Regions from separate parts of the Homo sapiens genome. Here region 2 is linked to region 1. The links are chromatin loops, found by intact Hi-C in ENCODE. Cell type or tissue: A673. All regions are shown on one strand. Region 1 has its middle 44 kb from the start of MAP3K10. Region 2 has its middle 6.7 kb from the start of FCGBP.

The links. A loop is a pair of places that touch in the nucleus more often than their neighbours do. Peaks named below come from ENCODE experiments on the same cell type or tissue, not always from the same donor. Only the 100,000 strongest peaks of a DNase experiment are listed, where the experiment ranks them.
Region 2: a loop joins it to region 1, with 4 times the contacts of the local background. A loop is called at or near these places in 1 of 110 quality-filtered maps.

What each region holds. Positions count from the first base shown.
Region 1 is chr19:40,145,892-40,149,891 of GRCh38, reverse strand. No RefSeq gene overlaps it. Among named protein-coding and RNA genes, the nearest start is that of MAP3K10, 44 kb to the left of the region's middle. RefSeq lists an enhancer at 1,896-2,190. In A673, a CTCF peak has its summit at 1,632; DNase peaks (open chromatin) are centred at 1,651 and 2,081; H3K4me3 peaks cover 1,522 bases; H3K27ac peaks cover 2,949 bases.
Region 2 is chr19:39,939,359-39,943,358 of GRCh38, reverse strand. It overlaps the pseudogene PRR13P5. Among named protein-coding and RNA genes, the nearest start is that of FCGBP, 6.7 kb to the right of the region's middle. RefSeq lists enhancers at 1,421-1,510, 1,611-1,690. In A673, no CTCF peak of the experiment used is centred here; DNase peaks (open chromatin) are centred at 788 and 1,508; H3K4me3 peaks cover 1,246 bases; H3K27ac peaks cover 3,653 bases.

The DNA of each region.
Region 1 (4,000 bases):
ACCACGAATGTAGTTTCCATCTCTGTATATTGGCCTATTCCAGATATTTCATATAAATGGAATGATATATTGTGTGGTCTTTTGCCTCTTCTTCTGCTTGGCATGTCTTTGTGGCTCAGTCATGTTGTAGTATGGATCAGTACTTCATTCCTTTTTGTGGCTGACTAATATCCCATTGTGTGGGTGTACCACATTTTAGTTTCTAACCAATTAAGCATATCCTGAAAAATGCCATTCTGACAAAAAGAACTACTCACGGTGGCTCACGCCTATAATTCTGATACTTTGGGAGACTAAAGTAGGTGGATTGCTTGAATCCAGGAGTTGGAAACCAGCCTGGGCAACATGGTGAGACCCTGTCTCTACAAAAATTACAACAATTAGCTGGGTGCGGTGATGCGCCCCTGTAGTCCCAGCTATTTGGGAGGCTGAGGTGGGAGGATCACTTAAGCCCAGGAGGTCGAGGCTGCAGTGAGCCATAATTGCGCCACTGCACTGTAGCCTGGATGACAGAGTGAGACCCTGTATGAAAAAATAAAAACAAACAACAACAACAACAACAAAAGTGCACAGACAGTTCTGGGTCAGATCTTGGCACACAGTATTATCGGGATGTGATTACTATTAGGGATTGTTTTTATTTTCTGAAAATTTTCTTTTTTCTCTTTTAGTTTGAGACTGTTTTACTCTGTTGCCCAGGCTGGACTGCAGTGGCATGATCTCGGCTCACTACAACCTCCACCTCCTGGGTTCAAGCGATTCTCCTGCCTCAGCTTCCCGAGTAGCTGGGATACAGCTGCGTGCTACCACGCCCGGCCAAGTTTTGTTTTTTTTGAGACAGAGTCTTGCTCTGTTGTCCAGGCTAGAGTGTGGTGACGTGATCTCGGCTCACTGCAACCTCCACCTCCCAGGTTCAAGCAATTCTGCTTTAGCCCCCTGACTAGATGGGATTACAGGCACCTGCCACCATGCCCGGCTAATTTTTTGTATTTTTAGTAGAGACAGGGTTTCACCATGTTGGCCAGGCTGGTCTTGAACTCCTGACCTCAAATGATTAACCTGCCTTGGCCTCCCAAAGTGCTGGAATTACAGGTGTGAGCCACTGCACCCTGTACCTCCACCACCTCCTGAGTACCTAGGACTACAGGAGCGTGCCACTACACCTGGCTATTTTTTTAATTTTCAATTTTTTTTTTTTTTGTAGAGAAGGGGATCTCACTATGTTGCCCAGGCTGGTCTCAAACTCCTGGTCTCAAGCCCCTCAGACTTCTGCCTCGGCTTCCCAAAGTGCTGGGGTTACCGGCTGGGATTTCAGAGCCCTGAAACATCCTTATAACAATATTATTGACTTATGATTATAAAAGTAATTCATGGTAGTTGTTGAACATTTGGAAACTACGCACCAAACAAAAACAAAAAACACCCAAGTGGAAAATAAAAATCATTGTTAATTTCATTCCGATTGAGACGAATTTAGTATGTCCAAGAAAAATGAGAATGAAAGATGACGGGGGATATCCCAGGATCCACAGAGCTGTGTCGTTGATCCCAGACTGTACTGTTTATGGGGTGGATCCTGCCAGCGTCCCTGTGGGGGCAGCCTTCACAAAGAGCAGGGCGCTGTGCTCTCCCTCCCACCCCACTCCCTATGCGTGGAAGGGCTGAAGGATGGGTTTCCCACAAGAGAGCAGCTACTCCTTCGGGAGGGTAGGAATCGGGGCGCGGGGAGAACGCAGCAAGCCCACGCTCCCTCCCAGACCTTGCCAGCTCTGCCTTGAAGTCTCCTCGGACTCCTCCAAACCTCTGCAGACTCCGAAGGTGTTGGTCGTTGGCCGAAGGGCGGAGGTGTAATTCTTCCAATCCTACCCTGTGCCAGGGCTCTGCGCCTGGGCGGAAGTGTAATTCTTCCAATCTCACCCTGCGCTGGGGCTCTGCGAAGCCCTGACCCTAGTCACCAAGGGTTTCCCACCAGTCCCAGGCAGCCCTGCAGGAGTCAGTTTTATAAGACCTAGACCCACAAGAGACGTCCTCCAAGCCCGCCTGTTAAAGGAGTCACTGTTTCTGAAGAGCCAGCTCTCAGTGATTTCACATCTGGGAGGCTCCAGGGTTTCAGGAAGTGTGAGTCATGATAGAAAGTTTGTGCAGATCTAAATTATACCGAGAAAGACAAGAATAAGACTGGGCATGCTTCCCTAATTTTTTTTTTTAAATCAGGGTGAGGTGGGGGCCCTGTGCCTTAAACTGGGGTTGTATAGGTTGTGCACTGCACAAATTTGTTTGACCCAGGAGGCATGTGGAGGCTGAAATGCAACCTGTGCCCTTTCACCAGCCACACATCCTGGTGTGGAGCTGTGTCTACCCAGAGGAAGGGAGGACAGCCTTTTCCTAATTTGCACAAAGGCATGTAACAGGGGAGCTCAAGGGTCCTGAACTGGCAGTTCCAGTAGCCTTCTCTGACTTCTGGCTGGACCTACGTCCTAAGTAGCACCCATAGGTCCACGTAAGGTCTGAGACCTGAAGAAATAAAACAGCCAACAGAATGGAATCAGACCACACTTTGAGACTGTGGTAGGCTGAATAATGTGGCCTCCAAAGTTTCCATGTCCTGGCTGGGTGCAGTGTCTCATGCCTGTAATGCCAGCAGTTGGGAGGTCGAGGTGGGAGAATCACTTGAGTCCAGGAGTTCAAGAGCAGCCTGGGCAACATAGTGAGATCCTGTCTCTACTAAATAAATAAATAAGTCATGTGTGGTGGCACGCATCTATGGTCTCAGCTACTTGGGAGGCTGAAGTGGGAGGATCACTTGAGCTTGGGAGTTTGAGGCTGCTGTGAACTGTGACCGCACCACTGCACTCCAGCCTGGGCAACAGAGGGAAACCCTGTCTCAAAAACAAAACACAACAAAAAAGTTTGGGCACGGTGACTCACACCTGTAAGCCCAGCACTTTGGGAGGCCGAGGCAGGCGGATCACCTGAGGTCAGGATTTCGAGACCAGCCTGGCCAACATGGTAAAACCCCATCTGTACTAAAAATACAAAAATTAGTCAGGCATGGTGGTGGGTGCCTGTAGTCCCAGCTACTTGGGAGGCTGAGGCACGAGAATTGCTTGAATCCGGGAGGAGGAGTTTGCAGTGAGCTGAAATTGCACCACTGCACTCCACCCTGGGCAGCAGAGTGAGACTCAGTCTCAAAAAAAACATGGCTGGGCACAGTGGCTCATGCCTGTAATCCCAGCATTTTGGGAGACCGAGGCAGACTTGAGGTCAGGAGTTTGAGACCAGCCTAGTCAACATGGTAAAACCCCATCTCTACTAAAAAACAAAAATTAGCTGGGTGTGGTGGCAGGTTCCTATAATTCCAGCTACTTGGGAGTCTGAGGCATGAGAATCCCTTGAACCCAGAGGTGGAGGTTGCAGTGAGCTGAGATTGTGCCACTGAGCTCCAGCCTGGGTGACAGGGGGAGACTTCATCTCAAACAACAACAACAACAAACAACAACAACAACAACAACAAAACAAAACCAAAAAACAAAAGAAAAGAAAAAGTTTCTCTTGCCCCACAAGGCTTGGCTAAGTATTAATAATAATTAAGAAGGTTTATACATCCTAATCCCTAGAACCTGTGAACGTTCCCTTATATGGCAAAATGGACTCTCAGATGTGATTAAGTTTGTTCAGTTGGGGAAATGATCCTGGGTTACCTGGGTGGGTCCTGAATAGAATCACAAAGATCCTTACAAGAGGGACACAGGAGAAGTTGGTCAGAGGGATGTCGATGTGACAATGGAAGCAAACATTAGAGGGATGCGGGTTTGTTTGTTTGTTTGTTTTTTGAGACGAAGTGCAGTGGTGTGATCTCAGCTCTTTGCAACCTCCGCCTCCTGGGTTCAAGCAATTCTCCTGCCTCAACCTCCTGAGTAGCTGGGATTGCAGGTGCTCACCATTACGTCTGGCTAATTTTTATATTTTTAGTGGAGATGGGGTTTTGTCATGTTGGCTA
Region 2 (4,000 bases), 210 kb after region 1:
GATGCAGAAGAAAATGAAGAAAGCTCATAAAAAGATGCACAAGCACCAAAAGCACCACAAGTACCACAAGCATGACAAGCATTCCTCCTCTTCCTCCTCCTCTTCCAGCAGTGATTCTGACTGAATACAGGCCCTGGACCCTTCCCTCAAGTCCCACCAGTTCTGCTCTCCCATCAAGCTTCAGATGCCACGTTGTACTGGGGGAATGTAGCCCTTGTGCTCCCCACCCCCTACCTCCACCTGAGCCTCACCCTGCTGTTGAGCCCTGAGTGGCTAGGGGAAATAGGAAGAGGATTGCCATGGCCTGGCCATCTTGTTGCTGCTTGGAGAGATCATATAGCTAATGAATTAGGCAGGGGAGCTATTTTTTGAAGATGATGAACTAAATGTTGAAGACAAGTTTGAGATCTGTAAAATGTGATTTTTTACTTCCACTTATAATACTTGTGATTGGGGAGGTTTGTGGAAATTCAATTATGATGAAAAACCTCTATCTTTTTTGTAATGTTGGCATACTTGGGGGATTTAGTGGCAAATACATTCCCCAGCAGGCCTTTTGTTGGTTGCACTAACTGCAAGGTTGCTGGGAAGTAGAGTCCATTTGGTTGATGAGCTTTGACTGCGGTTTTGGAACCTTACCTCTCCTCCTTAGCCCAATATGCTGTCTCGGGTCCTATTCAAATAAAGTTATTTCTCCTGGTCTAAAAAAAAAAAAAAAAAAAAAAAGAATAAGGAGAATGAAATCTCTTGGCTGGGAGTGAGACAGCTGGCTGGCTTCCTATTTTGAGGTGGTTTAGTGAAAAAGAACAAAAGCCCCTTACTCAAGCTGTAGCTTGTCTGCAGCAGGATAATTAAGGAATCAGAGAGACCGTGGGGTTGAGGAGGAATTATTTAATTATTCAGGTGCACCGACCCAGTCAGATTAACATCCAAAGGACTGAGCCCTGAACAAAGAGTCAAGCTACCTTTTAAGCATTTCGTGGGGCTGGGGGAGATCTGTGCAGGGGGAAGCATATCACAGAAGTGAGAAACAAAGACAGTCATTCAATTGAGACATGCATTATATCATTTTTTTTTCAAGGAACAGCATGTTTTACGACTTGAGATTATCTGTCTAGTGATCTTACAGCTGCACAGCTAGAGAAACAGAGTCTTCACAATGCCTGGGAAAGGGAGAGATAAGGCTCACTAGCCATAGAAAAACAGGCAGTTAATTTTAAAGGACTCCAGCTCTTTCTCTTCCTCAGGGGGAATTGGGTTTTCTTACATACAACTAAGTTTTGCTTACACATTCTTTATTTCTTTTAATTCCTGTTCTATACCTAACCTCCAGCCAGTCAGCATCAGAGGCCCAAGAAGCTATTAACCACAAGTTCCTGCTTTAGGGGCTTAGGGACTTCCCCAGGAAGCCACAGGAACAGCTTAGGTTTCAACTTACAGTGATAATTTCCTTATTTCAATGCTAAAAATCATGCTCAGAGGTAGAGATTTAAAATGCCAATATTACATGCAATGTATGAAAAACCATGTTGAACCATTGTGCAGGCGCCAAGAAATCCCTTGTTAACACATGATGACAGGCACATCATGGCATCTGGACCCCTACAAGACAGATCGACTTGCTCCCTGTGGGGAGCAGCCTACCCTTTTCCTTTCACGGTGCTGACCTCCCTTCTGCACAAACGGAAACAAACTTTTTTTTTTTTTTCTCTTTAATACTGTGTCTGGTAATCTCACTTGATTTCTATCTTAGGAGACTACAACAAGCCAGGATGATGGTAACATCTCTGTCAAGATGACATAGATTTATTTTTCCTGGCTCCTCTCTGCTAAAAACCCTGGAATAACATAACAGACATTCTTAAGAGGACTCTGAAAGATAAAAAGAAGGAAAACTGACAAGGGCCTTAGAACTCGAGAAACATCTCAGTGGCCCAGCATCTCTCAATTTCCCACCCAACGACAGGACGTGGTCTAGATCCAGCATCTCCCCAGCCCCCTATCCAGCGGCAGAAAGCACCCAGGTAGGTGCTTTCCCCACCCTAGTGGATGGCAGAGATGAAGGAAGAGCCCTGCTGGCACCACGCAGCCCAGGGAAGTACTCTCCACCCTTTTGTGCCAGTGTCTCCTACTCCTAACGTAGCAGCACCAAGCAGGCCCCAAGAAAATGCTTTTAACCTCCATTGGTGGTACTAACAGGAATTGGGTATGAGCTCAACCAGCACCAGGCAAATGAAATAGACCGGAATAATAATGCAAGGGCTCTGAAAACTAAATTGTCATTGGAATCATAGCACACAAAAGTAGGCCAGGACCTGCATGCTAACCTAAAAACAGTGACTGCTAAAATGGAAGAGTTAAATAGGATCCAGGGTCTCCTCTCATAATACCAGAAATGTCCAGGATATAATTTAAAAATCATACATAATATGAACAACCAGAAAAATCACAACTTGAATGAGAAAAGCCAATCAACAATCTAACACTGAGATGAAAGATTTTAGAATTATCTGACAAAGATCTAAAGTAGCCATCATAAAAATGTTTCACCAAGCAAGTAGAAATTCCTTGCAAAGATGGGAAAGAAAAGAAAATCTCACCAAAGAAATGGAAAGTATGTTCTTAAAGAATCAAATGAAAATGATAAAACTGAAAAATACAATAACTAAAATAAAAACTCACTGGAAAGGCTCAAGAGCAGAGCAACTATGACAAAGGAAATAAGAAGTGAACTTGAAGATAGAACAATAAAAATTACCCAATCCAAAAAACAGAGAGACAATCAACTTTAAAAAAGAGAAACAGAAAATGACTAACAAGGGCTCAGAGAACCTGCAGGACAATTATAAAATAGCTAACATTTGTATTATCAGATTAACAGAAGGAGAAAAGAAAGTGGGGCTGAAAAATATTTGAAGAATAATGACCAAACCTTCCCAAATTTGGCAAAAGACATAAACCTACAGATGCAAGAAGCTAAACAGAATAAATCTGACGGATTCCATGCCAAAACACAGTATAACTAACTTATGAAAACAAAGGCAAACAATGAAACTATCTTGGAAGCAGCTAGAGAGGAATTATAAATTGTCTATAGGGAACACTGATCAAATGACAAAAAATTTCTTATCAAAAACCATGGAGAAGAAAGCCTGGAGCAATACTCTTCAAGTGCTGAAAGAAAATAACTATCTGCTGAGAATCTTTTTTTTTTTTTTTTTGAGACAGTCTCGCTCTGTCCTCCAGGCTGGAATGCAGTGGTGTGCTTTTGGCTCACTGCAACCTCCACCTCCCAGTGATTCTCCTGCCTCAGCCTCCCAAGTAGCTGGGACTACAGGCGCCCGCCACCATGCCCGGCTAATTTTTGTACTTTTATTAGAGACAGGGTTTCACCATGTTGGCCAGGCTGGTCTGGAACTCCTGACCTTGTGATCTGCCCGCCTCAGCACCCCAAAGTGCTGGGATTACAGGCGTGAGCCACTGTGCCCAGCCGAGAATCTTATATGCAGCAAAACTATCTACGGGGTATGAAGAAGAAATAAAAAGCTTTTAGATGAAGGAAGACTACAAGACTTTGCCGTCAGCAGAATTATTTTTAGAGAATGATTAAAGGAAGTTCTCCAAAGTCCAAATGATTACAGGAAAAGGCTCAGAACTTTAGAAAGGAAGGAAGAACAGCAGAATGGACAAAAATAGTGATAACTATAGCAGATTACCCTTCTCATGAGTTTTTAAAAATCGTAGTTGGTTGAAGCAAAAATTATAGTATTATCTGATGTCTATAGGAAGAGACAATACTTAAAATAGTTATATGTGTATACACACACACGCATATGTATAAGTGGGAGGGTAAAAGGATCTATATGGATGTAAAGTTTCAACACTTCAATCAAAGTGGTAAAATATTCATAAGTTGGATTATAATCAGTTACATATGTATATTGTAGTACTAGAGCAAGTGCTAAGAAAATTCTACAAATTATGTATTCGAAAATAATAT